Linked DNA regions of Homo sapiens: region 1 is linked to region 2. A link is an interaction called in ENCODE POLR2A ChIA-PET data of the cell type or tissue named here. Cell type or tissue: Panc1. All regions are shown on one strand.

Evidence for each region. ChIA-PET counts read pairs that join two places held together with the same protein. Peaks named below come from ENCODE experiments on the same cell type or tissue, not always from the same donor. Only the 100,000 strongest peaks of a DNase experiment are listed, where the experiment ranks them.
Region 1: POLR2A ChIA-PET joins it to region 2 with 9 read pairs; 1 of 35 experiments calls an interaction of 5 or more read pairs at or near these places.

What each region holds. Positions count from the first base shown.
Region 1 is chr10:53,534,770-53,538,769 of GRCh38, reverse strand. No RefSeq gene overlaps it. Among named protein-coding and RNA genes, the nearest start is that of LINC02672, 510 kb to the right of the region's middle. In Panc1, no CTCF peak of the experiment used is centred here; a DNase peak (open chromatin) is centred at 2,254.
Region 2 is chr10:53,031,134-53,035,133 of GRCh38, reverse strand. No RefSeq gene overlaps it. Among named protein-coding and RNA genes, the nearest start is that of LINC02672, 3.0 kb to the right of the region's middle. In Panc1, no CTCF peak of the experiment used is centred here; no DNase peak of the experiment used is centred here; H3K27ac peaks cover 220 bases.

The DNA.
Region 1 (4,000 bases), 500 kb before region 2:
TTCAACATAGTATTCAATAAATTACATGAGCTAGTCAACTCTTTATTTTAAAATAGGCTGGTGTTAGATAATGTTGCCCAACTGTAGGCTAATGTGAAGTGTTCTGAGCATGTTTAACGTAGGCCGTGCTAGGCTATGATGTAGGTTAGATGTATTAAGTGCATTTTTGACTTAACAACATTTTCAACTCATTACGTGTTTATGAGGTTATAACCCCATTGTACTATGAGGGGCAATTGTGTGAACTATTCTAAAAATCAAAAAAAATTTTTAATTCTATATAAAATAGTTATCTCGACAATGTGTACATTCAACAATTTTCTGGTAATTTGATTGTGCATACATAAGTAGTCTCCTGAAAAGAATTAAATAATTTCAAAAGACTTGTATCTCTCAGTACTTCTTATGAAGAAGTAAAGACTGTTTTACAGTTCTTTATGTGTAAACACACCAGCATTTTTCCCCTTGAAATTCAACACAAATGATTTGGTGATAGTGTTTCTTGTTATTAAAAGAGATATCATTTGTAAACCTAAGTAGTTTGATATTAGTAACAAACTTATTGTGATACATTACAAATGATCTGGGTAGACAAAGATTTTAAAATCTGAAATGGAACCTCTGATCTGAATAGGCTCTTATTATTTTTTTCTGTCCTACGTTTTAGGTAAAGCTCAGGTGCCTAAATTTCATAATAACTTTTGTTAGGAAATGAAAGAATATTCTCTTCTTATTTTAAGCAACACAGTATTGGTTTTACTGACACTTCATTAATAAGACCTTTTTTGTGTGTGAGAGAAACTTCTATTGACTAAAGTGAATATGAGGGATGTAAAATCAAATTCAGAACAAAATGTATTTTTCTGCAACCCACATAATTAACAAAAGGTCATTTAGACACATTGTCTATAAACATTTTTTAATAACTCTCTTTTTATAAAAGCATAAATTTATGTTTTTAGATGTTTCAAGATAATAATAGCCAGGAAACTTCTGCTGGCCAAAGTCCATGAAGGTCTGTCTCTGCAATCATCCCAGTGTCCTGAGGGCAAAGTTTCTTTTGGCATCATCAGTTTCCTGCTTGGACAGGGGAGGGGCTGCTAATCTCTTTAAGCCAGAAAGAATTCACCAATAAACAATTATATCACAGATGATCCCTTTCAATATGTGTAAATATTTTAAATGTATTCAGCTGAAGATAATCTGAATTAGCATTTTATTGTAAATGAGCTATTTTAGCAAACATTTTATTGTTGCTGGAGTGCCTAGTATGTGCAAAGCACCAGGCTGAATTGCAGAACTAGTACTCACTAAAGCAAGCAGATATGGCCTTTAATATCAACATTTTACAATAAAATGAAATGCATAGACTGAAATGCACCAAATTCGGTTATATTGGGCAAATGTTTTGTACTATAATAAAAAGATATAGGCACAGTGTTGAGGGAAAAGCAGGTTTATTTTTGTTTGTTTGCCTAAAGCAGCCGGCACAACTTATGTGGAGAAGGTTACCTTTCAGGTAGGCTTGCAGAAATCAGCAGACTGTCTATAGACAGAGAAAATAAAGGTTCAAAGTTTTCGTTGGAACGAAACTGTGTGTGGAAAGTTGGAAAAGTGAAATTAAATAACATATTTGAGAAATAATCATAGGGCAGTGCAACGTGTAGATACAAGATATTCATTATAATATGAGGGACAAGAAAAGAAAAGTGGCAGGTTGGGTATGGTCAGATTGTGAAGGACTACGCCAGCCTGAATGATAAGCATTTTATTTCAGGAAGTTGTAGAGGAGTTTGAACAGGACAATGACATCGTCTAAATTGAGCTGTGTAAACTTATTTAATTATTGTGATGAGACTGCTCAGGCAAGATTTGCTAAAAGCAGAACTGGAAAGTAGGACATGAGGAGCAATTTTATTTGAAAATAAATATCAAAGTAATCTGTGGTACACAATGAATGAATTGGCCAAACTGTTTTCTCTGATATCAGAGTAACATCAAAGTTAAATGGCTGTCCTGCGCTAGCATAGTCTACGTTAACTAATAAGCACCTTTGTACCCTACTCTCTAAGCATGTACACACTGATGACAAAATTAGCCCCTCAACAGTGGTGGTAGAGAGTAGAGTTGGCATTATCATTTGATTTTGCTGCCTGGCTTCCGGCATGCCTTTTAGCACGAAGATACACAATATATGCTATGTTTAATCGTGAAGGTCATTCTCAATGTGATTAGAGTGGGTGACTAATCTTGACTCAGGACCAGTGATCAAGCACTTTGAGTATAACTTTGGTCAAATCTAACTGAAGGTACCTGCTTCTGTCACACTACGAATTGCTTCAGTCTGAGAAGCTCACAACAAATTCAATTTTATGGATGTCTAAAGTGCTTATAAGTTAAACAAACAAACATGAAGAGAATAAGAATTATTGGCCAACTACGGTGGCTCACAACTGTAATCTCAGCACTTTGGGAGGCCAAGGTAGGAGGACAGTTTGAGCCCAGGAGTTCTAGACGAGCCTAGGCAACATGGTGAGAATCTGTCTCTACAAAAAATAAAAAATAAATTAGCTGGGCATGGTGGGGCATGCCTGTAGTCCCAACTGCTTGGAAGGCTGAAGTGGGAGGATTGCTTCAGCCCAGGAGTTTGAGGTTGCATTGAGTAAGGATAACACACCAACACCCCAGCCTGGGCAACAGAGCAAGACCCTGTCTCAAAAAAAAAAAAGAAAGAAAAAAGAAAAAAAAAAAGAGAATAAAAATTATTGAAAGCAATTTTCAGGAAAAATAATTAATACTGTAACTTTTAGAAGTGAGGGTCAGTCTTATATAATACCAGAGAAAAATACTACCCTTCAAAATATTTTTAGAAGCTTGGGTGTTCACCTCATTTGAGTATTTAAAAACAGAGGAAATAATAACTAACATTCATTTACAACTAAGGATGGCTCAGGTACTATGTTAAATGCTGTGCCTGAATGATATTTTTTAACCCTTATAACTATTTTGTGAACTGGATATAAGTAATAGAAACATCTTGCAGTTTCAGAAATTGAAGTATATAGAGGCTTTATTGTTAAGATCACAAAGCTGATATAAAAGGAGACTCAACTGAAACAAAGCCTCCCTGATGATGAACCCTGGACTCTTGGCTGTTTTTTATGATGTATTTGCATATATTATAGTATCTTCTTTATCTTCTATCGCCTAGGCTGGAGTGCAGTGGAGCAATCTCAGCTCACTGCAACCTCCACCTCCCAGGTTCAAGCAATTCTCCTGCCTCAGCCTCCTGAGTAGCTGGGATTACAGGCGCCCACCACCACACCTGGCTAATTTTTGTATTTTTAGTAGAGAAGGGGTTTCACCATGTTGGCCGGGCTGGTCTCGAACTCCTGACCTCAGGTGATCCACCTGCCTTGGCCTCCCAAAGTGCTGAAATTACAGGCATGAGCCACTGTGCCTGGCCTATAGTATCTCCTTATGAAAACCTAAGTCACCAGATGCATTTCATTGCATTATTTTCCCGGAGTTCTTAGGCCCTTGTCAATCTCTATGACTGCTAACTCTTACCTCTCCATTTTCTTGGGACATCCCACCAGCAACGGGATTCTGGTGTCCTGGTGTTTTCTGAGACTTTCTGAGTCTTACTGACAAGCGGCTCATTTCATCATGGCTCTGCACCTAATGTTGCTATTGCTATTTTCTTCTTCAGGGCCTTTCTTTTTTTTTTTTTTTTTTAAGAAAACCATGGAGAAACTCACAAGATATCAATGATGCTAGGATGATGACGATGTGGTGATAAAAAAGTTAACACATATTAAGCATTTAATGCATACTAAGCTCTGGAGTAAACTGGTACTTGTCCACTTCAAAGCTGGATACAAAATATAAAAACACTCCTATATAAATGGTCATGTAGGAATTAGAAAGCTTTATTTTCTTCCTACTGAAAAGTATTCCACTCTGTGATTGCTTATGTAATTCCAACTACATTTTCATG
Region 2 (4,000 bases):
TTGTGATATTTTTGAAGAGTATAACTACTCTGCATTATAAGTAAGATGTCTCTTATTTCATCTTCTTTAGATATATAAATTACCTTGATTATTTGGACAAATCAAAGGATCAGAAGCAACAGAACATAATAGTTAAAAGCACAGACTATAGTCTCCCTCCCTGAGTTTGAATGCATGACCTTCGGAAAACTTTTTCACCTCCCTATGCCTCAGTGTCCCCATAGTAACTAGAAATAAAATTAATGTAGATTTCATAAGATTGCTGTAAGTTAATATTTGTAAGTTGCTTAGAATAGTTTCTGGTGACAGATAAGTGGTTGTCATATAAATAAACAAAATAAACTAGAAATTAGAGAGAAACTCCGATATCTAAAAATTAAGTTAGAGAGAAACTCCAATATCTAAAAATGTTCTAATGTAACTAATGACTAATATTCAAGAGATATTAGTAATTAGTTTATCATCACTTTGTAAGTTATGAATTTGGATATATTAATTATTATTTTTATACCTCATTTGCTTCATCTGTAAGAAAATTATAAAAACAGTGACCACTTCATTGGGTTATCACAATAAAGGAACTGAAGTTTAAAGGCTTTAACTAAGTGGTGCTTGGACAGATGAAAAGACATGGGAGAGGGGCACTGATTACATAATAAAGGAAGCATTACATGGTTATTTGAACGTATGAATTGCTCAGTAAATGGTGATGAGGCAGCTGAACAATAATGTAGGAAAACGAAATGGAATTCCACTATTACTTCTTATGTCAATATGAAACTATACATAAAAAGTGAAATACTTAAAATACTAGGAAAAAAATAGAAATGAATGAATTATATAATCTCACTAAATGCATAAAATTACAAAGAAAAAATGTATTTTACTCCAGTAACCTAATAAAACATATGTACCAGCTCAGAAGAATATCTTGTTGGCTTGTAAGCATGTCATACTATTCTCAGACTCTACAAATCACATCTTCTGCCTTTTCAGAATTTTTATTTAGCACGTTTTCAAATAAATTAACTTGTGAACAATGATAAGCAAGACCATAAGATGCATTAAATCAGGAGTTCAAGTCGTGTTATGTCAATTCTAGAAAACACATGAAATTAGACTAAAAGTTGTTGAGAATAATATTAATTTTTATTTGTGACACATTACCCAATGATACCAGGCTATACTTGTTTAAAATTACATAAAAATTTTACTATTCTTTAGAAAATGAAGAGAATTATTTACAATGAGTTGAATCAAACATTTATGCTATTTCCTACTTCTTGATCCATGTAATTTTATATATCTACTATTAGACCCAGACATAAAAATGGCCTTCTAGGTTTTCCTTGCCAAATAACAGGAAACTGCAAAGCTGCTACATAATCCCATTTGTTAGCATTTTTTATGATCCTCTCAGCCACTGCATTTCATTTCTTTTAGGATTTAATTTGCTGTGTCAATTTGGATGCTAATTTTATTTTCTAAATAGTTAATTCTGAGTTATTCCTCAATTAACTTGCTAAATTATTGAAATATGAATTATGCCATCAGGGAATGCTGCCTAAGTGAACCATCATGTTTTTGAAGCATTATACCATCTGTTCGTTCTGGCATAACAAATATAGCTTATTGAGTCATCAAACTTTCGGGTGCTATTAACTTAAAATATAAAATCAAGAATCTAGAGTTTTGTCTGTTATGACAAGAGATCCCATAATGAATGTTAAGAAATGGCAACATCATGCAAGGTTGCAGTGGTTTGGTTAAATATGCTAAGTTCTTCATAATCATCTACATACCTGGAGATACTTATATTACTTCCATCTTTCCATACCAATTAATTTTATTTCTATTATTTGAATTCGCTACACTACACTCATCCAAGATACTTTATTCTTATTATTTTCTCTGCCTGAAAAAAACTTACCTAGAATATTCTGTGTTCTTTTTATTCTTCAGGTCCTAGCTCATTTTTATATTAATATAAAACCTTTTCATTGTAGAGCAATTTTAGATTTACCAAAAACTTGCAAAGATAGTACAGAGTTCTCACATTCTCCATATCCACTTTTCCCTATCATTACATCTTCCATTACTGCAGTACATGTTATAGCTAATGAACCAATACTGACACATTATTATTAACTGAAATCCATACTTCATTCACATTTTGTTATTTTTTACCTAATTTTTTTTGTTGCTGTTTCAGAATCTCATCTCAGATACCACATTACATTTAGCCATTGTGTGTTCTTTGTCTTCTCTTGACTGTGAGGTTTTTCAGGCCTTTCCTGTTTTTGATTACATTGATAGCTATGAAGAATCATGGTCATGTATTTTATAAAACATTCTTCACGTGAGATTTGTCTGTTGATTTTTCTCATCATTACTTTAGGGTTATGGGTTTTTGAGAAGAAGATGACCGAGATAAATTACCAATTCCATCATATACAAATGGTTCATAATATTTACATGACATCACTGTTTACCTTGATCACCTGCTTGAGGTAGTTTGTCATGTTTCTCCACTGAATAGTTATTCTTTTTTATATCATTTCCTTACTGTACTCATTGGAAAGAGGTCACTACAAGCAGCCCACACTTAATACTAATGCAGCATAATGTCTACATAAGTTATTTGTAATTCTTCTGCACAAATTTGCCTCTTTGCTTCCATTTATTTATTTATTCAATTATTTATATCAGTATGGACTCATGGATATTCATTTTATACTTTTGTTTATAATCGAATAGTACAATTACATATTTTGTTGCTGAAACTGTTTCAGCTTTGGCCATTGATAGCTCTTTTAGTTGGCTCCTGTGTTCCTTTGACACACTCTCATTATTATGAGCTCATTTTTTATTTGAGCACTTTCTTCTTTCAAGGTCATCTTAAATAACTTTTCTTTCTCAGTCCTGGAATCAGCCACTTCTCTCCAGATTCCCTCCTTCCTCTTTTTAAGAATAATATTAAAAATCAAGATTTAGGCACTTGGTGTGGTCACTGATACTGGAATGTCATTGCCTCTGGGGTTCTCAACTGACAGAGCAAGGAAACATATGTATGACTACTAACCCATGTATGCATATGTATCAATAAACATGTCTATGTGAAACTATCTCTATTGAACTAAATATGAGTTTATTTGTGGGCCCCTAACTCTAAAAATTATATTATCACATGAATCATTCTAGCTTCTACTAAATGCTTACCTATAAACTAACATTCCAAGAATGAGAAACCTGGCTCTCACAGTTCACCATTTATGTATTTAATTGTTCAATCATAGCACATATAATTATACATATTAAATATGTGCTATAGTTGAATATATTTTATATATTATATGTATTATATATTACAATTATATATAATTGTATATATTATATATACATATATAATTATATGTATGTGTATATAATATGTAATTATATATGCATATATTATATGTTCAAATATATATTATATAATTGCAGTATATATGTGTTGTAATTGAATAATTATATATCTTACATATATGATTATAGCATATATATATATATATATATGCTACAACTGAACTATATATAATGGTTTCAGAATTGTGAATCTGTATCCCCATGGAACACAGTTTAATACTTACAGTGTTCATATGATTTCTTTAGCCTTTAATCTTACACATGATACTCATTTCCAGTTACTTAGATTGACACCATACCCCCAGCACCTTCTTCAGTGAGATTGTTTCATACATGTTGAACAGAAGGAGACTGTGTTGTCACTCCTGCATTCTGCACTGAAATATCCCAATCTCAGAAATTACTTTTTTTTTTTTTTTTTTGAGACAGAGTCTCAGTCTGTTACCCAGGCTGGAGTGCAATGGCACGATCTTGGCTCACTGCAACCTCTACCTCCTGGGTTCAAGTGACTCTCCTGCCTCAGCCTAACAAGTAGCTGGGATTACAGACGCCCAACACCACGCCAGGCTAATTTTTGTATTTTTATTAGAGACAG